Regions from separate parts of the Homo sapiens genome. Here region 2 is linked to region 1. Evidence: read pairs that join two places in POLR2A ChIA-PET (ENCODE). Cell type or tissue: MCF 10A. All regions are shown on one strand. Region 1 overlaps NSD2 (nuclear receptor binding SET domain protein 2). Region 2 overlaps NELFA (negative elongation factor complex member A).

Region 1 (8,000 bases):
TACAGAACCCCATTGAGAAAGGCTGCTTGCAGGTTCTTACCCTCCAGGGGTGTTATCACAGAAACCGATGGTGTGTTGCTCTGCAAGAAAACAGACATCCAAATGCTTTGAGTAATACTTGTTTTTTAGATTGGACAAAATTGTCACTAAAAATAACCTCTTTGGCCGGGTGTGGTGGCTTACGTCTCTAATCCCAGCACTTTGGGAGGCCGAGGCAGGTGGATTGCTTGAGGTCAGGAGTTCGAGACCAGCCTGGCCAAGATGGTAATACCCCGTCTCTACTAAAAATACAAAAAATTAGCTGGGCATGGTGGCGTGCACCTGTAATCCCAGCTACTCAAGAGGCTGAGGCAGGAGAATTGCTTGAACCTGACAGGCAGAGGTTGCTGTGAGCTGAGATCATGCCACTGCACTCCAGCCTGGGCGACACAGCAAGATTCTGTCTCAAAAAAAAACAAACAAAAAAACCCCCAAACACCATAACCTCTCTATAGGGCTTATTATTCAGGATGTAAGTAATGAACTGGCATCAAAGTCCATTAGAGATATGTGTTACATGTCAATAAAAAGTCAACAGTTCATTAAAGGCAATGAACCTAGATTTTATTTAGTTTATTAGTAATTCATGTTATTGTTTACTGAATGGGAATACTAAACAGGCTGTGCAGGAAAAGTGCAGCATAGATACAAAGCCAGCCCCGGGTCCTTGTGCTCCTCGCTTACTGCCAGCATGTGTCCAGGGACAGAGTTTGCCTGGTACCTGCAGGGGAGTGAAACCAACCAAGGAAACACCGGGTTATTCTGTCTAGCGTATGGTGCCCATGCATGTAGAAGACGTGAGCCCTTTTCCTAGTGTATGAAGTGGTGCCATTCATTTCAACTGTCTCAGATGTCCGGTTAACTTTTTCATGAACTGAGACTTTAATTAGACTTTGTACTTTGTTTGAATTTCTATTTTATTCGATAATAGTTCTGGCCGGGTGTGGTAGCTCACACCTGTAATCCCAGCACTTTGGGAGGCTGAGGCAGGTGGATCACCTGAGGTCAGGAGATCAAGACCAGTCTGGCCAACATGGTGAAACCCCATCTCTACTAATAATACAAAAATTAGTCGGGTGTGGTGGTGCATGCCTGTAATCTCAGCTACTCGGGATGAGGCAGGAGAATCACTTGAACCTGGGAGGCGGAGGTTGCAGTGAGCTGAGATTGCGCCACTGCACTCCAGCCTGGGTGACAGAAGGAGACTCCATCTCAAAAAAAAAAAAAAAAAAAAAAGTTCTGACAGAGTAGTTGTATATTTGTGATTTTGAGTAAAGCTTCATCCTGTTTTTCACTGATCTGAGTTAAAATGCTCTTTTTATTTCAAAGAATGGAAAATACATCTCACATATTGCTAAGGTGTAAATATGTGGACACCATATCATTTACCTTATTTCTTTAAACTTGTATTTGTAGTTGAGAGGAGCAGGCAGGCCCTGCGCCATTTTTCTGGCCCACAGAACATTCTTCTGGGGCACCTGCCATAGGTGAGGTTGTTGAGTGATCAAGTGTTCAGCAGTAAGCTAGGTCAGATTCACCTGTAGTCACTAAGGTTTGTAGTTACCAGGAAGCCTGCACTTAACATTTGCTCTGGTCACCTAATTTTTTTTTTTTTTGAGAGGGAGTCTCACTTCGTCACCCAGGCTGGAGTGCAGTGGTGCAATCTTCACTCACTGCAACCTCCGCCTCCTCGATTCAAGTGATTCTCCTGCCTCAGACTCCCGAGTAGCTGGGATTACAGGTGCGTGCCACCATGTCCAGCTAATTTTTTTGTATTTTTAGTAGAGATGGGGTTTCACCATGTTGGCCAGGCTGGTCTCAAACTCCTGACCTCAAGTGATCCGCCCACCTCCACCTCCCAAAGTGCTGGGATTACAGGTGTGAGCCACTGCGGCTGGCCAGGTTACCTTCTATTAAAGCAGCCCTTTGCTGGCAATCATACTGAAACTGGTTGTTTTGAAATATTTGTGTAAATGTTATACCTAAAAAATACATGACCCTAGACACTCAGAATACCAAAATTCACATTAAGTGGCTAGTAATGTTTTATTAGCTCCTATCTCAGGAGATAGCACATGATAAAAAGAAGTAATGGTGTCTTGTCTCTTCAGATTTGGGTTTTATAAACCTGAGCCAAACCACATATGACACCCAATGTGCACTGAGCACTTCTGACATGCTAGGCACTGTCCCAAGTGCATTCTCCTGTCGCCTTGTCCATGATCCTCTGGATTCCACCTCACCGCATCCTGTCTCACTGGCTCTGGTTCCAGGCAGGTGGGTGAGATGGAGTATGAGTGCAGGAGTGGCAAGTCATTCCCTGGGCAGCGCTGCTCTAGTGCTATGGGGACAGGACAGTTTTCAGCCACACCTTTCAGAATCTCAGCCCTTGAGAAAAGCTTCATGATCCCTTCTCCCATTTCTTGCTTTTCTCAGTTGTGACATGTTTTACTGATGATCTTTGTTCATTAGGTGTATCTGGTGTTTGTCTAAAAATTGGAAATCCTCAGTATAGTGATACTAGTAATGTTGGTCCTGACTTAGCAGGGCTGAGTCTAACTTGATTGGGCACCTCTTGAATGGAAGGATCCATTTTTCTCATGTTCATCCTCTGCTTTGGGTTCAGTGGAGAGTCTAGGTGCATGTTCAATAAGACTCGTATCAGGTGTCTTAACCACATGACTGCAGCGGGTCTTGGCGTGGCCCCACCCACCTCGCCCTCCTGACAGATGCGAGAGCGGGAGGTGCGAAGAAAGAATCAGTCCAGATTGTGAAAAAAGTCTGAGATTGGGCAACCATGGATGACTTATGTGTGGAACACATTTCCAAAGGAAGAAGTTTCTGCCACGAAACTTTTCAGCAACCTGTGTTCATTCACATGAGGAGATTTTTTTTCCTTTCTTTTCCTTTTGTTGTTCTTTTTCTTTTTTTTTCCTTTTTTTCTTTTCTTTTTTTTTTCTTTCTTTTTTTTTTTTTTTTTTTTTTTTTAAATAATAGAGAGACACAATCACTGACAAAACGGCCAGAACAAGCTCTTACAAGGCCATGGAGGCAGCCTCCTCGCTCAAGAGCCAGGCAGGTAATGTGGTCAGCGCCCTTTCCTTCTTGGCTTCTGGGTGCCCAGGCTGGGCTGGGTGGGTGGGCTGAGAGTGTGAAAGGGGAAGGCTGGGGCTGGTGAAGGGGAACAGGGCAGGGGAGGAATCCACAATTAAGCTAGGAGTGAAAAAGAAGGAAAGGAGGTTCTCCTGTGGTTGAAAACTAAACTGTTTTAATGTGTATGTTATTTTGAAGGGTTTGGCTAAATTTTATTGAAGTTACTTTTTACTTGGCTCTATTATTTGCAATTTAAAATTTTACTAGAAAAGTGATTTCAACCAGAAGTTTTCAGGTTTCTTACTTGATGGTGCCAGTTGCTACTGTAAATTCTGTCACCCTTCAGTACCCTGACCCTCTGCATGTAAGCTAACAGTAAGGGCTCGTTATTTATATTTCACATGCTAAAGAAACTAGCTTAAAACCTTTATGAAAAATAATTGTCAAAAAAATAAGAGGGGAAATTACACTTCCTTTTACCTTTTAGTTATCTTTTTGAAATACCTGTTTGATCCCTTATTGAAGAAGTCATACCTTCTCCAACTCTTAATTAAAAGGAAAACAAAACCCTGGGGAGGAGAGTGGCAATGGCTCTGTTTTTCTTGTTTTGCATGAGGTGCTTGACTGGCTTTTAAAAATCAGTTAAACAGACTTTAAAAAAAAAAAAAGACATGAGCAATTGGACATTTGAACGCTAGCTGATGATATAAGAGCATTGTTACTTTTAAGTGTGGGAGTAGCATTGTGGTTATATGTAAGACTTTATGTTTAGAGATTTGTGCTAAACTTCTTATGGATGAAATGATATGTCTGGGATTTGCTTCAGAATAATCTGGCAGGGGGACGTGGAACCAGGTATGGATAGAGCCACGCTGGCCCCAGGTTGATGTTTTTGGGGGCCAAGTAGCGAGGACATGGGGTTCATTGTACAGTTTGTCTGCTTTTGTTTATGTTCAGATTTTTCCATGATAGAAAGTTAAGCCAGAAGGACAAAGGAATTCAGAAGATTCATCTTTAGAACTTCACTTATTTGAGGGGTAATTTTTAAGCAGTAAAAAGATCAAGGGTTTATGATTTGAAACTTTACAAACCAAAATTATTTTACAGCAACGAAAAATCTGTCTGATGCATGTAAACCACTGAAGAAGCGAAATCGGGCTTCCACGGCAGCATCTTCAGCTCTTGGGTTTAGCAAAAGTTCATCTCCTTCTGCATCCTTAACTGAGAATGAGGTAAAATAATAATAATAACGATAACCATGGCATTGGTATGAAGGCCATTTAGCTGCCCACGCTGCAGTGTGAGTAATGCTCAGACTTCATAAGCGCAGCATTGGTGCTCACTGCCAGTGCAGATGTTTTAGGGCCTCTTGGCTAACTCAGATTCATGAAATGGACAAACAGTGCACTATGTTAGTTTATTTGAGCACTTTTTATACACACGCACACAGTGTCTGTGTACATGTACAGATATACTTCAGTCTTGATGCAGTTTCATAGTTCTTAAAATCTGTCTGAAGAATGTTGTGTTCTGTGTAGCCCTCACACTGTAAGAGTTCACATGGAAGTAAGTCTGCGTTGGTTCTGAAAGGGCACAGTGTCAGTTGAGCTGACATATACTGGGTGGGGTGGAAGGCGACTCACACACCACACCTGATTCCTGTTGCTTCCAGACCTAGGCTCATGGAGGAAGCCAAAGATTTCTTTGTTCTCATGCATTTCATGGCTTTGGTCCTTTAAATTCTGGCACATTTTTAGTTACTTGAGTGTTGAGGTGAGTCAGAACTACCATTGTAATATGACTCCTGTGTTCTGGACTTGCAGAGTACATGATAGCAAAATAAAGCCATTTGGGGCTGCTGCCTGCCATCATTGTAACATGACACTTAGACTTTATTATCAAACCTAAATTTTTTGCCGTTGCCAAAAACAACAAATAGCCACAGAACGTAGGTGTGACACTTTTTTGTTCGGAGGTAGTTTTGGTTTCCTGATTTTTAGGGATTACCTTCATAGAGCTTTGGAGTTTTAATTTCTTGTTATTTGGTTCTCCGTGATGCTGTTTTTCTCATTGTAGACATGGGTCCTGTTTTTGTCATGTTTATGAGGAGATGATAACTGGGGGCCCTTTTGGAACAGGGTAGTGAGGCAAGGGTTGGACAGGCCCCTTACTCTTGCTGAGTCAGAAGGCGGCACTTCTGGCCAGGTCTCTGCCATGGTCCCCAGGAAGGATGGGGTGTGCCTCAGTTGTTTCCACTCATTAGAGGAGTGTAGGCCTTCCAGTGCAGGAAGGTCAGGGACCTAGGCAACCTGGGCGGGGCTCATAGAGCTCTGCGGCTTGCCACTCTGAATCCTCAGCGACCACTCCTCCGAGTGGGATTTTCTGCAGGGACTCAAACCAACTCAGTGGTGGTCGAGACCTGTTCACGGATGGTGGGACTGGGGCTGCTTTACAGTTTGATACGTGTAGATAATTAAGCATTTTGTGATGTTTGGACACACTGGAGAAAAGGCAGTAAGAATTATTTACTGAAACATCTAGGAGCTTACTGAAATATGAAAAGGCAAATTTTATACAAATTATTTTTCCTTTTTCCTTTCTTTCTTGTCCAAGTTCAGGTTAAAATCTTAGAAAATTAAATGAAAGGTCATTTACAGTTCCAAAGAAGAATATTAAACATTTTTCACTTAAGTTGAGATTTTTGCTTTAAAGAGCTTTTAATGAGTTTTTCTGTTATCATAATTTTGGTCCGGTTATTCACTTGAGTTGTTGCTTATACTGTTGTCAGGTACAGTAGAGAGAACATGGAGCCTGCTGAGATCTTCTCTGTTATTCCTGATCCTAAGTCATGTATATCGAAGGCTTTGATTTAGAGTAATGCATGAGGCCAGTGTAGCGGGGTCGAGGCCTGCCCATGAGTCAGGGGAGCTCAGTCTCCCTGGCCTAGGCAGTTGTCCTGACCTTGAGAAGACATAGATGAAGCATTTTATCATCATTAGACTTAAATTTTAATTCTTCAGAATGTCAGAAGTTGATAGGTTGTTAAATACATTTATATAATACATTAAATATGTGAAATTAATACACCTTCCTACATTTTGAAGGTGATGCATAGATCCCATAGTGTGCATCATGTTCCTTATATGAAAACGTTTAAATTACTGGGTCTTTTCCATTAAACTACTTTTGTATGGCTTAGATAAATCTTCCATTAGTGTTCATTTTTATAGAATTATGCTGTTAAAACTACTTTAGGTGAACAAATAAACTTGTCTATTATATATTAACGCGACTGAACTACAGTAAATGTTTGTGATGTTTCCAATGCTGAATGCCTGTTAGCATATGAGGCAAAGTGTAGTGTTATAAAAAACAGCCTGTTGACTGCTGGGCCCGATTCTGATATGAGTTAGGTGACCATGAGAATTGCTGTTTGAGGTCCACACTGACACACACCCATTGGGTCACACCCCCTTTGCATGTTTGTATTTCCTCCCTTTCATCACATTTGTTTGAAATAAGGTACTTTTATAGGGTTGGTATTTCAGAACACTTTAGGTCATGTTGTAGTTTAAATTCTTCTTGAAAAAGGTATATGTGATAAATAAAAATTTTTATTGGAATAATTATTACATGGTACTACATCACCCTGAGGAAGAGAATAAATTAAAATTACACACTTGCATGACAAAGGCCTGTGAAGGAATTAATGTGATTTAAGTGTTTTGTAACTTCATTTTTTATTCCTTTAGTAGAGCAAATTCTTATTTTTTTCGCCTTCACTGGTAACAGCTTTTGTGGGAGCCCACACCAGTCAAGTTGGATTTGAACCCAGCTGCTCTGTACTGCACTTAGAATGATGTAATATTCCAGGATGCTGCTGCAGGTGGCGTATCATCGTACACACTCAGTGACATTTCTATCACAATCATTTTATGGAAGATGTGTGATAATCTGTTTTTACTGGTATTAATAAACACATACAATGAAGAAAACAGATAACAAATTTTAAGACCAAGGTAAGATAACTAATCAAGGCCATTTAATCCGTCACATTCATCTCATAATAGAAACACGTTCATATTCCAGTGGTCAATGTAGATTTCAAGTTGAAAGGCAGTCCCTTTAGTTGGGGGCTGTCCAGAGCTGCAGCAGGGCTTTGCACGGAAGGGGTGGCCCTGTTAGAGTTGCTTCTCCTCTAGTTTGTAACTTACTGGACTTTTGTGGAAAATATCAGCGTCGCTACCCTCAGAAACAAACTAACAGCACACGTTAGGAGGAGTCCTCATCAGCTGTTCTCATTGCCAGTGAGATATATTCAGTATTGTAGATACTACACTAATTTCCAACATAAGAGGCAGGAAGAGTTTTGATTCTATCCTTTTTTACTAAACAGTTTTATTATGACACTAGATACAGTAAATTTTTAGAAAAAAATACCATTTACAGTATTATTGTGAACCATTTAACCCTTTTGATCCAAGGCCCCGGACCAAGGGGATACTGTAATCAGGTTATGTACACCAACCTCTGCATCAGTTGCTTCTATAGAGCATCAGCCCTCATGTTTCATTGTCTTAATGTCGGGGAGCAGCCTGGTGTCCTGCCCCAGGTGTCCGCATTTTTGCATGGTAAGGAAAAGGCTTACTTGCCCTTCAGCTCATAAAAGCAGAAGGTGTGCTATTCACAGTACCATGCGAGTAGCCCACAGTTAATTCCCGGCAGATTCTTTGGCTGTGTTTTATCTTTAATGAACGTTTCTGACTAATATTTTGTTGTAAACCATTAAGTAATGTAACGCATGTAAGATGCTTAGGGTGCCTGGCCAGGACTCCGTGGTTTCCTGTTGTGACAGTAATAATGGTTAT
Region 2 (8,000 bases), 58 kb after region 1:
TGGGCCTTTTTTTTTTTTTTTTTTTGAGACAGAGTCTCGCTGTTGTCGTCGCCCGGGCTGGAGTGCAATGGCAGGATCTCGGCTCACTGCAACCTCCGCCTTCCCAGGTCCAGCGATTCTCCTGCCTCATGCTCCCACAGTGCTGGGAATCCAGGCGCCACCACCACGCCCGGCCCAGGCCTACCTTGTAAGGTCTGTAATTCTTAGAGAGCAGGGGCCCTAACTCATTTCTGTACTCTTCACTGAATAAACTATCACATCATTAAAATGTCTCTTCCTCTTCCCTGGTATAAAGAACTGCTGTTTACTAAGCTTTTCAGAGGAATAGGGCCGGGTATAGTGGCTCACGCCTGTGGTTCCAGCTACTCGGGAGGCTGAGGCAGGAGGATCACTTGAGCCCAGGGGTTCAAGGCTGCAGTGAACAAAGATGGCACTACTCCACTCCAGCCTGAGCAACAGAGCAAGATTTCATTTCTTAAAAAAATTAAAAATTGGCTGGGCACGGTGGCTCACGTCTGTAATCCCAGCACTCTGGGAGGCTAGGGCGGGTGGATCACTTGAGGTCAGGAGTTCGAGATCAGCCTGTCCAACATGGCGAAACCCCATCTCTACTGAAAATACAAAAATTAGCCAGGCATGGTGGTGCACTCCTGTAATCCCAGCTACTGGGGAAGGTGAGGCAGGAGAATTGCTTGAACTTGGGAGGCAGAGATTCTGGTGAGCCAAGATGGCGCCACTGTACTCCAGCCTGGGCAACAGAGCAAGAGTCTGTCAAAAAAAAAAAAGCCGGGCATGGTGGCTCACACCTGTAATCCTAGCATTTTGGGAGGCTGAGGTGGGCGGATCACAAGGTCAGGAGATTGAGACCATCCTGGCTAACACAGTGAAACCCTGCCTCTACTAAAAATACAAAAAATTAGGCGGGCGTGGTGGTGGGCACCTGTAGTCCCAGCTACTTGGGAGGCTGAGGCAGGAGAATGGCGTGAACCCGGGAGGTGGAGCTTGCAGTGAGCCGAGATTGCGTGCCCCAGCCTGGGCAACAGAGTGAGACTCCGTCTCAAAAAAAAAAAAAAAAATTAAAAATAAAAAGACACATTACAAAACCAGTGAACTGGTTGTAGAATTTCATTCAGAAACACAAGTTGTAGCAGATGCCATGCATAAGGTTAACCTTATGTGTCAACTTGACTGGGCCATGGGGCACCTGGACAGTTAGTCCCTCATGATTCCAGGTGTGTCTGTGAGGATGTTTCTACATAAGACTAACATCTGAATTGTACTGAGTGAGGCGAGGGCCCTCCCTACTGCTGAGTGGGTCTCATCCAATCAACTGAAAACCAAAGCAGAACAAAAATGCTGAGTAAGGGGAACTCCTGCCTGTTTGAGCTGGAAGATTGGTCTTTTCCAGCCTTCAGACTCTGGCTGAAACATCAGCTCTTCCTGGGTCTTGAGTCTCAGGGCTTACATCACTGGCTCTCCTGGTGTGTGTGCATGTATGTGTCTATATACCCTCTTGGTTCTGTTTCTCTGGAGAACCCTGACTGATACACTGTGGAACACATCCAGCCCAGTCATCTAGTCACCCTGTATCTATGGTCCTATGTAGAAAAGTTTAATTTTCAGAATGATATCCCTAAGATACCAGACCCCTAAATAAATGAAGGAAGAAAACTAAGATAAATTAGAATGTCTTATAAACCTTTTTTTAAATACCAAGAAAATAAAAATATTTTTCAGAAAAGTAAATGACCCAGAATGGCCTAGTCCTTTCACAATCCAGTTAAATGAGGTCTTTATCACAATTTCTTGTAATACATAAAGACAAAGTCCAAGAAACATACATATAAAATAAAGCTGGTACATTTATATTAATGTTAGATGGAAGCAGATTTTAAGAACAAAACATTACTAAATACAGAGAATCTCTATGTAAAGATCCAAGGTTGAGCTCACATGGTAACTATAACAACTATACACTTGGATGCACCTAATAACACAGCCCCAAAATATATACAGCATAAGCTGAGAAGGAGGAACAGACAAACCCATAATCCTAACGGGGAGATCAACAAATCCTCTTCTCACTGATTTTTTTTTTTTTTTTTAAACCAAGCTGCACGTGCCTGTAGTTCTAGATACTTGGGAGGCTGAGGAATTTGAGTCCAGCCCGGGCAACATAGTAAGACCCCACACCTTTAAAACAAAAAACAGTTAAGAATAGAATAGATTTGTACAACATGATTATACAAATTGGCCTAATGAACATCCACTGAGCAATGGATTTCAAAACTAGAGTACATATGATTCGCAAGCTTACTGGCAACATTTACAAAAACTGACCATACATTTTGCCATTAAGCAGATCTTAAATTTCAAACGACTAAAATAAACCATATTCTCTGACAAGAGCTCAATACAGCTAGAAATTAATAATAAAAACAAAACTATCTTCCCCTCCAATGTAGGGAAATTATGAAACATTTCTAAATTACACAGGGATCAGTGAAGAACTTACTGAAATTAAAAAATAGTGTGACGATACAGTTCTGTGACTATCAAAACTTGTGGGATGCGGCTTACACTGTAATTAGAAGAGAATTTATGGACATACGCACATACACACACGAAAAGAAGCCTGAGATTGGCATCCATCTTTAAAACTTAGAAAAAGAGCAACAAAGTAAGTACAAAGACAGGAGAAAGAAAATTAGTGAAACAGAAATCCAAGTTCAACAAAGCCAGAAGCTGGTAGTTTGAAAATTCTTATAAAATCAACAAACATCTGGTGAGATGGATCAAGGGGGAAAAAATAAGAAATAATCACTATACATGCTTCTGACATTTAAAAAGAAGATGTTTGAGCTGGTCATATTGGCTCATGCCTGTAATCCCAGCAATTTGGTCAACCAAGGCATGTGGATCACTTGAGGTCAGGAGCTTGAGACCAGACTGGCCAACGTGGCAAAAACCTGTCTCTACTAAAAATACAAAAATTAGCCGGGAATGGTGGCACACGCCTGTGATCCCAGCTACTCAGAAGGCTGAGGCACGATAATCACTTGAGTCTGGAAGGTGGAGGTTGCAGTGAGCCAAGATTGCACCATTGCACTCCAGCCTCGATGACAGAAGGGTATTTGAGACACTCTCTCTACAAAAAATTTAAAAAAAAAGAAAAGTAGGCAGGTATGGTGGTGCATGCCTGCAGTCTTAGCTGCTCAGGAAGGTGAGGCAGGAGATCACTTGAGCTTAGGAGTTTAAGGTTACAGTGAGTTATGATCACATCACTGCCACTCCAGCCTGAGTGACAGTGACACTATGCATTAAAACAAACAAAAAAAACAAAACCCATAAAAACAAAAATCAATACTGAAAAATCCTCCCACAAAGTAAATTTCAGGTCCAGAAGGCTTCATTACCAAGTTCTACCAAATATTTAGGAAGAAATCACTCCATTAGTAAACAAACTTTCCAAAGAAAAAGAAAAGACCAGATACATTACAAATCCTTTTTTAAGGGTAGCATAACCCCAATACCAAAATCCAACAAAGACAGTCTGGGTAAGTAAAACTACAGGTCAATCTCACCCAAGAACAAAGATATAGTACAAAATTCCTATACAAAACATCAGGATGATATAATCTAACAACATAAAATGACCAATTTAGGTTTACCGCAGGAATGCAAGGTTGGTTTATAATTAAAGCTATTTTGTTAATGTGGTGAATTACATGTCAATAGATATTTAAGCATTTGATAAAATTTAAAGTTCCTTTGTGCTCACACCCACTAGGATCGCTATATCAAAAAGATAACAAATGTTGGCAAGGATGTGAGAGACTGAACACTCGAAAATCACTATGGAGAAAGTAAGATGGTGTAGCCACTATGGAAAATAGTTTGGCAATTTCTCAAAATGTTAAATATAGAATAACCTGGGCAGCCCAGACAAGTGGTTTCCCCCCACTGAAGCACACTCCCTCCATCATGGGACAAAGTGCTTCATTAAATGGGTCCTGCTCCCTATGTCACCCAACTAGGTGAGACCCTCCAACAGGGGTTGTCAGACACCCTATACAGCAGTGACCCTACTGGCATCAGGTTGGTGCCCCTCGAGATCAGAGGTCCCAGAAGAAGGAGCAGGCACCCATCTTTGCTGTTCTGCAGCCTCCTTTAGTGACACCTCCAGGCATGGGAGTGAATCAGATGAATATGGCCTGAAGTGAACCCCCAGCAAACTGCAGCAGCCCTACAGAAGAGGGACATGACTACGGCAAGGAAAACAAACGAGCAGAAAACGACAACAGCATCAACAACAACAACAACAACCACAACAAAAGCCCCCATCCAAGGGTCAGCAGCCTCAAAGACTGAAACTAGACAAACTCACGAAGATGAGAAAGAATCAACGAAAAAATGCTGAAAACCCCAAAGGCCAGAGTGCCTCTTCTCCTCCAAATGATCACAATGTCTCTCCAAAAAGGGCGCAGAACTAGACGGAGGATTGGATGGACGAGCTGACAGAAGTAGGCTTCAGAAGATGGGTAATAAAAAAAAAAACAATGATGAACTAAAGGAGCATGTTCTATCCCAATGCAAAGAAGCTAAGAACCTTGATAAAAGGTCAGAGGAATTGCTAACTAGAATAACCGGTTTAGAGAGGAACATAAATGACCTGATGAAGCTGAAAAACACAGCACCAGAACCTCATGAGTCATCCGCAAGTATTAACAGCCGAATCCACAAAGCGGAACAAAGGATATCAGAGTTTGAACACCACCTTACTGAAATAAGACATGCAGACAACAATAGAGAGAAAAGAATGAAAAGGAACGAACAAAGCCTCCAAAAAACACGGGATTTCATAAAAAGACCAAACCTACTACTGACTGGAGTACCAGAAGGAGACGGGGAGAATGGAAACAAGCTGGAAAACACACTTAAGGATATTATCCAGAACTTCCTCAACCTAGAGACAGGCCAACATGCAAATTTGGGAAATACAGAGAACCCCACTAAGACACTCCATGAGAAGATCAACCCCAAGACACATAATCATCAAATTCTCCAAGGTCGAAATGAAGGAAAAACTGTTCAGAGCAGCCAGAGAGAAAGGCCAGGTCACCTACAAAGGGAAGCCCATCAGACTAACTAATGGCAGACCTCTGCAGAAACTCTACAAGCCAGAAGAGTTTGGGGGCCAATATTCAACATTCTTAAAGAAAAGAATTTTCAACCCAGAATTTAATATCCAGCCAAACTAAGCTTCATAAGTGAAGGAGAAATAAAATCTTTTTCAGACAAGCAAATGCTGAGGGATTTTGTTACCACCAGCCCCGCCCCGGAAGAACTCTGGAAAGAAGCACTAAATATGGAAAGAAAAACCAGTACGAGCCACTGAAAAAACACACCAAAATATAGAGACCAATGACATTACAAAGAAACTGCATCTAGTGTGCAAAATAACCAGATACCATCATGATTACAGGACCGAATTCACACATAACAATATTAACCTTCAATGTAAATGGGCTGAATGCCCCAATTAAAAGACACAGACTGGCAAATTGGATAAGGAGTCAAGACCCATTGGTGTGCTGTATGCAGAAGACTCATCTTACACGCAAAGACACACACAGGCTCAGAATAACGGGATGGAGGAAACTTCAAGCAAATGGAAAGCAAACAAAAAGACAGGGGTTGCAATCCTAGTTTCTGACAAAACAGACTTTAAACCAACAAAGATCAAAGAAGACAAGAAGGGTATTACACAATGGTAAAGGGAACAATTCGACAAGAGCTAACTATCCTAAATATATATGCACCCAATACAGGAGCACCCAGATTCATAAAACAAGTTCCTACAGACCTACAACGAGACTTAGACTCCCACACAATAATAGGGGGAGACTTTAACACCCCACTGTCAATATTAGATCAACGAGACAGAAAACTAACAAGGATATTCAGGATTTGAACTCAACTCTGGATCAAGTGGACCTAGTAGACATCTACAGAACTCTCTACCTCAAATCAACAGAATATACATTCTTCTCAGTGCTACGTGGCACTTACTCTAAAATCGACCATGTAATTAACTGGAAGTCAGCAAATGCAAAAGAACTGAAATCATAACAGTCTCTCAGACCACAGTGCAAATTAGAACTCAAGATTAAGAAACTCACTCAAAACCACACAATTTCATGGAAATTGAACAACCTGCTCCTGAATGACTCCTGGACAAATAATGAAATTAAGGCAGAAATCAAGAATTTCTTTGAAACCAATGAGAACAAAGAGACAATGTAGCAGAATCTCTGGGACACAGCTAAAGCAGTGTTAAGAGGGAAATTTATAGCATTAAATGCCCATATCAGAAAGCTAGAAAGATCTCAATTAAAAGACCCAGAGATGTAATTAACATCACAATTAAAAGACCCAGAGAGGCAAGAGAGCAAACTAACCCCAAAGCTAACAGAAAACAAGAAATAACTAAGATCAGACAAGAATTAAAGGACATAGAGACACGAAAAACCCTCCCCCCCAAAAAATATCAACAAATCCAGGAGCTGGTTTTGTGAAAAAATTAACAAAATAGACAGAATGCTAGCTAGACTAATAAAGAAGAGAGAGAAGAATCAAATAGACACCAAATAATAATAATGATAATAATAAAGATGCTATCACAACTGACCCCACAGAAATACAAACTACCATCAGAGAATACTATAAACACCTCTACACAAATAAACTAGAAAATCTAGAAGAAATGGATAAATTCCTGGGTGCATACACCCTCCCAAGACTAAACCAGGAAGAAGTCGAATCCCTGACTAGACCAATAACAAGCTCTGAAAATGAGGCAGTAACAACCTACCAACCAAAAGAAGCCCAGGACCAGACGGACTCACAGCTGAATTCCACCAGAAATACAAAGAGGAGCTGGCACCATTCCTTCTGAAACTATTCCAAACAATTGAAAAGGAGGGACTCCTCCCTAACTCATTTTATGAGGCCAACATCATCCTGATACCAAAACTGGGAAGAGACAACAAAAAAGAAAACTTCAGGCCAACATCCCTGATGAACATCAATGTGAAAATCCTCAATAAAATACTGGCAAACCGAATCCAGCAGCACATCAAAAAGCTTATCCACCACGATCAAGTGGCTTCATCCCTGGGATGCAAGGCTGGTTCAACATACGCAAATCAACAAGCATAATCTATCACATAAACAGAACCAAAGACAAAAACCACATGATCATCTCAACAGATGCAGAAAAGGCCTTTGATAAAATTCAACATCCCTGCATGTTAAAAACTCTCAATAAGCTAGGTATTAATGGAACGTATCTCAAAATATTAAGAGTTATTTAAGACAAACCCACAGCGAATACCATATTGAATGGGCAAAAGCTGGAAGCATTCTCTTTGAAAACTGGTACAAGATAATAAGGATGTCCTCTCTCACCACTCCTATTCAACATAGTATTGGAAGTTCTGGCCAGGGCAATTAGGCAAGAGAAAGAAATAAAGAGTATTCAAATAGGAAGAGAGGAAGTCAAGTTGTCTCTGTTTGCAGATGACATGATTTTATATTTAGAAAACCCCATCAACTCAGCCCAAAAACTTGTTGAACTGATAAGCAACTTCAGCAAAGTCCGAGAATACAAAATCAATGTGATTTTAATAGGCAAGCAGAGAGCCAAATCATGAATGAACTCCCATTCAAAATCACTAGAGAATAAAATACCTAGGAATACAGCTAACAAGGGATGTGAAGGACCTCTTCAAAGAGAACTACAAACCACTGTTGAAGAAAATAAGAGAGGGGCCGGGTGCAGTGGCTCACGCCTGTAATCCCAGCACTTTGGGAGGCTGAGGCAGGCAGATTACCTGAGGTCAGGAGTTTGAGACCAGCCTGGCCAACGTGGTTAAACCCCATCTCTACTAAAAATACACAAATTAGCCGGGCGTGGTGGCACAAGCCTGTAATCCCAG

The links. ChIA-PET counts read pairs that join two places held together with the same protein. Peaks named below come from ENCODE experiments on the same cell type or tissue, not always from the same donor. Only the 100,000 strongest peaks of a DNase experiment are listed, where the experiment ranks them.
Region 2: POLR2A ChIA-PET joins it to region 1 with 6 read pairs; 3 of 35 experiments call an interaction of 5 or more read pairs at or near these places.

Annotation. Positions count from the first base shown.
Region 1 is chr4:1,935,415-1,943,414 of GRCh38, forward strand. NSD2 (nuclear receptor binding SET domain protein 2) reads left to right here. Exons shown (of 22, transcript NM_001042424.3): 8 at 3,037-3,118; 9 at 4,240-4,364. Among named protein-coding and RNA genes, the nearest start is that of MIR943, 47 kb to the right of the region's middle. In MCF 10A, no CTCF peak of the experiment used is centred here; DNase peaks (open chromatin) are centred at 2,797, 4,457 and 4,927.
Region 2 is chr4:1,993,790-2,001,789 of GRCh38, forward strand. The region is part of intron 1 of NELFA (negative elongation factor complex member A); the gene reads right to left. Among named protein-coding and RNA genes, the nearest start is that of NELFA, 11 kb to the right of the region's middle. RefSeq lists an enhancer at 4,231-4,730. In MCF 10A, no CTCF peak of the experiment used is centred here; no DNase peak of the experiment used is centred here.